Linked DNA regions of Mus musculus: region 2 is linked to region 1. Evidence: chromatin loops called from intact Hi-C (ENCODE). Cell type or tissue: heart. All regions are shown on one strand. Links, peaks and the distances in the headings refer to the core of each region. The heading gives the core; the rest is flanking DNA.

What was found. Hi-C counts contacts between places; a loop is a spot of excess contacts. Peaks named below come from ENCODE experiments on the same cell type or tissue, not always from the same donor. Only the 100,000 strongest peaks of a DNase experiment are listed, where the experiment ranks them.
Region 2: a loop joins it to region 1, with 3 times the contacts of the local background. A loop is called at or near these places in 3 of 42 quality-filtered maps.

What each region holds. Positions count from the first base shown.
Region 1 is chr19:10,331,945-10,334,749 of GRCm38, reverse strand. No RefSeq gene overlaps it. Among named protein-coding and RNA genes, the nearest start is that of Dagla, 28 kb to the right of the region's middle. In heart, for the core only: a CTCF peak has its summit at 1,049 (motif pointing left); a DNase peak (open chromatin) is centred at 999; H3K27me3 peaks cover 1,803 bases.
Region 2 is chr19:10,257,308-10,260,112 of GRCm38, reverse strand. All of the region lies in intron 9 of Dagla (diacylglycerol lipase, alpha), which reads left to right. Among named protein-coding and RNA genes, the nearest start is that of Myrf, 18 kb to the right of the region's middle. In heart, for the core only: a CTCF peak has its summit at 1,532 (motif pointing left); a DNase peak (open chromatin) is centred at 1,572; H3K27ac peaks cover 251 bases; H3K27me3 peaks cover 869 bases.

The sequences.
Region 1 (2,805 bases), core at 28-2,527:
AGAGCCCTGTGGTAGCAGAGGGTGTGCAGAAGAGGAGAGGGTGGGGAGGACAGTGCCCATGTGTCAGCCTGGGCTGTCCCTGGGGGTGGGCACGGGGGTGGTTCTGTTCTCTTGGTGTCTCTGTGTTTTCCCCGATGGCAGGGATTGCTTTTGTAATAGCAGGCAAAAACCATACACGAGCCTCTATTCAACAAAAGCACTGTTCTCATAGGAACCAGGAAGACAGCACCCCCCCCCCTCCCATGCAAAGTACATTCAAGGAGAAGAAAATAAAAGCCACAGAGATGGTTAGATTAGAATAACGCATCTGTACTGCCCCTACATAGCTCACCCCCTCCATGAAAGTCTGGTGTGAAAAGGCTAGAATTGTGTTCTATGGGGCTGCTGGGCTGCTGTGTGTGTGTGAGTGTGTGTGTGTGTGTGTCTGTGTGTGTGTGTCTGTGTGTGTGTGTGTGTCCGTGTGTGTGTCTGTGTCTGTGTGTCCATGTGTCCTAAGTGTGATGATGTCTGTGAGTGACTGAGTGTAGGAGGTTGGGGCGGGGGAGGGGGGAATAAACAGTTGGCCTTTCCAGAAGCTGAATTGTCCCAAATTGTCCTCTGTCATGCTAAGTGGCAGAAAGGGAACAGGCTTTGGATGGGGTGGAACAGCGTTGGAGTACCAGCTGCACCAAACCTGTCACGACCCTTCCCCAAGCTGCTCCCTGGTATAGAAGGGAGAGCACAGAATCTAAATTTCAGGATACGGTTCTTAAAATGAAAGAAACCCCACTAGTGCATAGTAGGTGTGCAACCAGTGAGGTCTCTTCCACCTCACCCCCCCCCCCATGCATCTGAGCATTACCTTGAACTTTGACATCTTCAGATGTAATCCGACCCTTGTGAATAGGAGGGAGGACTAATGTCATTCTGAGAGGCCAAGGTCTGCAGTCCCTGGTCCACAAGTCACCATTTAGCCCTGTTCTCCAAGGACGCTGGAAGTCAAACCCCTGATAGGGCCCTGGAAAGAGCCATTTGGTGGAGCGTGGAGACCCCTAGTGGCCATATCAGGGACTGCATGTCTCATTGAAACTTTCCACCCTGGGTCTTCCCTTCAAAGCCCTACAAACGTGTCCTGGAAACATCGGTGATACTTTGCACACTGACAGAAAAATGGTTATCAGTCTTAAGAATCCATTTTCAGATGCAGTAGAGACAAGGCCATCTTATTTCTGCTTCTTATCCTTGCAAATATCCATATAGAAAAGGGGCTTGGAATGATACACTTACAGGCCTGTAGGAGTGACACGCTCCAGGTCACCTATGGAATGAGCGGGAACCTGAATATTCATGTGGTTATTCAAAGACCTATCTTGACTGATAAACTGAGTCTGAAGTCATATTCCCTTCCTCCTCGGCAGGCATGATAGAAACACCAGATTCGTGGTTACAGGAGCCCGTGCTTGTGGTGTGCCAGCCACTGGAGCCCTTTGTGAATGGCCTCTCATCCCATTCCCCAGACAGCAGAGACTCTGAGCTTAATGAGCCGCCAATGTTCCAGAAGCATAGGTGTTTGAAACTCCTATAGAGTGCAGAGTGGAGATTTGAACCTAGGACCACTGAGCTCCAGCGTCCAAGAACTTGTGTATGGATCAATATGCCTGCCTAACAGGGACTCACAAAGCAAAACTCCTCCTGTCTCTGGGCTGCAGGGGCCTCCTTGGTCAAGCCAGATGCTCTGCTTTTTCATTGTTTGGCCACTGTGTTTCAGAGAGGACCCTGTGGGTGCTCATTCCTAGCCTCAGCTGGACTTCAGACATAATGGGTTCGCTGTGTCTGAGCCCATCCCAGAACTGAAACTTTCAAAAGACTTCTCAGGTTGTTCTAACGAGGATCGGAGCCCAGAACAAACCCACATGCTACAGTGTTCTGCGGGCTGAAGTCTGTAGAGCTGGGAAGAGTGGTGTATGCCTGCAGTCCCACTCCTCGAGGGGGAGTCAGAGGCAGGAAGGTTTGGAGTTCAAGACCAGCCTTGCCTCAATGAGAACCTGTCTCAAAAACTACCTTTTCAAAGCCTGCATAGCCCCCAGCTGCTTCGTAGATGAAGTCCACACCTCTAGCGTGTGTAACTAGATGCAGCTCAGCAGAACTCTAAGGTTTTCAAAGCATCAGTAACAGATGGACAAACGTTTTCTTCTTCTCCGTCTGCCCACTAACCAATGCTCCTCATCACTCTCCCCAAGCCCTGGGCGACTCAGATATGTGTCCTGTACCTAGGGATTTGTGGAATCATAAAAGATGTGGCTTTTTTTTTCCTGAGACAGGGTTTCTCTGTATAGCCCTGGCTGTCTTGAAACTCACTCTGTAGACCAGGCTGGTCTCGAACTCAGAAATCTGCCTGCCTCTGCTTCCGAAGTGCTGGGATTAAAGGCGTGCGCCACCACTGCCCGGGAAGATGTAGCTTAACCTCAGACAGCTCAGTACTGCCTGCAAGTCCAGCTTCAAGGGGGTCACACACCCTCTTCTGGATTCCTTGGGTGCCAGCACAGTGCCATATACTCAGACAGAAAACACACACACACACACACACTCAGAAAAACCATTTTAACAAGTAATTTCTGTGTGTACGAAGGGGAGGGGTGGCAAGAACATGCCATAGTCAGTACATGAAGCTCAGAGGACAATTCTGTGGAGTCGGCTCTCTCCTTCTATCCTTGTGTAGCTTCCAGGGTTTGAACTTGAGTCACCAGACACTTGGGGGGCACTTGCTTCGTGGATTGCTCTCCCTGCCTGGTTATTTCACTCCTTGCATGGTAAGCTCCTTAACCC
Region 2 (2,805 bases), core at 200-2,699, 75 kb after region 1:
GGAGGCAGAGGCAGGCGGATTTCTGAGTTCGAGGCCAGCCTGGTCTACAAAGTGAGTTCCAGGACAGCCAGGGTTACACAGAGAAACCCTGCCTCGAAAAACCAAAATAAAGAAGGCCTGGACCCAGATCCGACCTGTAGCTCACTCCACCCTCAGCCCTGCTCTCATGGAAAAGAGGTGGGGCTCTGTGCTTTAAAGTGGGCCAGAGAAGGGCTTTGGAAGGACCCTGCCCTTCTCTGGTGTCTCCGTCCTCAGTCCATGACAGGCAGAAGCAGGACAGTTCCCCGGGCTCCTGTTCCAGAAAAGTGACCTAGTGGGCAGTGCCTCTGTTCTCCGTGCCTCCTCCCAGAGGCGACCGCATCCATGCCTGCTGCACAGTGCCTCCACGTGGACCGTGTTCTCATTCTCCCCAGCTGAGCAGAGAGGACCAGGTCACTGTGTGCTCCTCCCATCTCTGCCAAGTGCACATGCTTGTCACTTTCCCTGCAATCCTGGGACACTGGACATCCTGAGTCTGGATGGAGAGATTCTCAAGATGAGCTCTGAGCCAGGAGCCCCTAGGCCTGTGCTTAGATGGGCCCTCTCCATTTCCCAGGAGCCTGTTTCCCCGGTTCTAGCAGGTGCTATTAGCCCATAGGACAGTTCCAAATCACAGAGCCGCTGGCTATGGGGCTCTGAGTGCTTTGGAGACAGTGGAAATATCAGCTCCTGCATGAGCCAGTACTGAAATGGCAGAAGACAGAGTCCTCAGCTTTGGTGGGGCACAGTCAGGTCCAGGACTCTTGAAAGAATGAACCTAGGGTGGGGTGGAGTCAAAGCCACAAAGTGTGGGGATAATTGGAGACAGAGATCGCTGGGTACCGTACTTAGCATCTGCTATCTGCCTGCTGCTTGTCACTTCCATGGACTCTCAGATCCTGAACTTTGGTTGTCTGCCACAGTGGGTGACACATCACACTTTGTAAGGGCCTATTTTGTGTGGAGAGTGGAGTGGGACAAGGGGATTGGCCTAGGGGACAGGCTGGGGTCTAGTAGTTCTGGGAAGCAGCAGTCAGTGCTGACTCTGACAGGAAGACGCCAAGGCTTATCTGGACCATGGTTACAGAATCAGAATGTGAAGTAGCAGGAAAGATTGGAACCCAAGTCCTGCTGCTCCCCTACCTCATTTGAGCCTTCTGCTCAGCTGAGGGAAGAGGGGAACTTCCTGAAGTCTTGAAGGTAGGACCTTGAGCCAAACCTGCCACCACTTACCCTGATGGTGGCTTCTCCAGGCACAGCTCTAGGATGAGTGTCCTGTGTGTTGTATCCTATGTATGGGGCAGTTCCTGATCCAAAGCTCAGGCAAGCTCAAGTCTTGACTTGACTCTGGGGTTTCTCGATGAGGCCTCTCCCTGTTGGGAAGTCACAGTCCCACAGGCGCTGCTCTGAGAAGACAAACACCTCACAGGAAATGTCAATTCAAGACGGCCTGCAGCCCAGTTATACTCGCCCCCAGCTCTGGATACCAATCTGTTGGGTGCTAGCTCCCCCTGGTGGCCTGAGAAGCAGATGCTTATTTTTCTCCAACCTGTCCCTGCCTCCATCCCCAGTGGAATGAGCAGTTCAGCCCTGGCTCATCTACCCTGGGGAGTGTCCTGTATGCCTAACAGGCTTGGTGATCGGGGAAACATCTGTGACTAGCACAGAGCAGACCCTGCCCTGTGTAACACCTGCCACAGTGGTACACAGATGAGGGACTCTGGGGCAGGTCAGCGGAGCACATGGATGCTATAGAGGGACAGAGCTGAGTGCTAGACCAGGGGTCAGGTCAGGACTGGCCCTGTCAGAGAGGTACCTGGAGTGGAGCTCACTGTAGGGTCTCATTTGGATGGAGACTAAAGGGTATGGGGAGGATAATGTGCATAGAATCTGGTGGGGGAAGAGGAAGGAAAATTAAGATCCGTGTAGATGAGGGGTGTGTGGAGGTCGGGCAGATGAGGCCCAATGGGGCAGATCCCGGAAAGGACTCAGACCTTTATGATGAGAAGGGGAGCGTCTCTGTGGGACCCTAAGAGGAAACGTGACAGTGGCTCGATGTGCCGTCACAGGGTCCCTCCATGTGCTACTGAGTTGGTAGAGTGGGGACAAAGGTAGACAGGGGAGAGGAGGTCGGTCTGCGCTCAAAGAGGATGGGAAAGGACAGCAGGCAGGTTTGGTTTTAAATGTTACTAGGGCCAGTTGTGATGGCGCACGCCTTTAATCCCAGCACTTGGGAGGCAGAGGCAGGTGGATTTCTGAGTTTGAGACCAGCCTGGTCTACAGAGTGAGTTCCAGGACAGCCAGGGCTACACAGAGAAACCCTGTCTCGAAGACAAAAAACAAACAAACAAATGTAGGAAGGGAAGCTGGCTCAGTTGGTAAAGCACTTGCCTTGCAAGCACAAGAACCTGTGTTCAATACCCATCACTCGAGTAAAAGCCAGAGTCTGGTGCTCTACAACTATCATTCCAGCCTGGAAAGCCGGTCTTAGTCGGGCATGGTGGCGCACGCCTTTAATCCCAGCACTCAGGAGGCAGAGGCAGGTGGATTTCTGAGTTCCAGGCCAGCCTGGTTTACAGAGTGAGTTCTAGGACGGCCAAGGCTACACAGAGAAACCCTGTCTGGAAAAAAAAATGTGACTGGGAGAAGCTGGTATGATAGTCAGGGAACCATCAGTACAGCTACGGGGAGATGCCACGCAGGAGTCCAGTAAGGTGCCTTTCGGAGGTCTGCAGTGGGTCTACTGCTGTCCTACGTGACTTTATGGAAAACACATGAAGTAGGCTG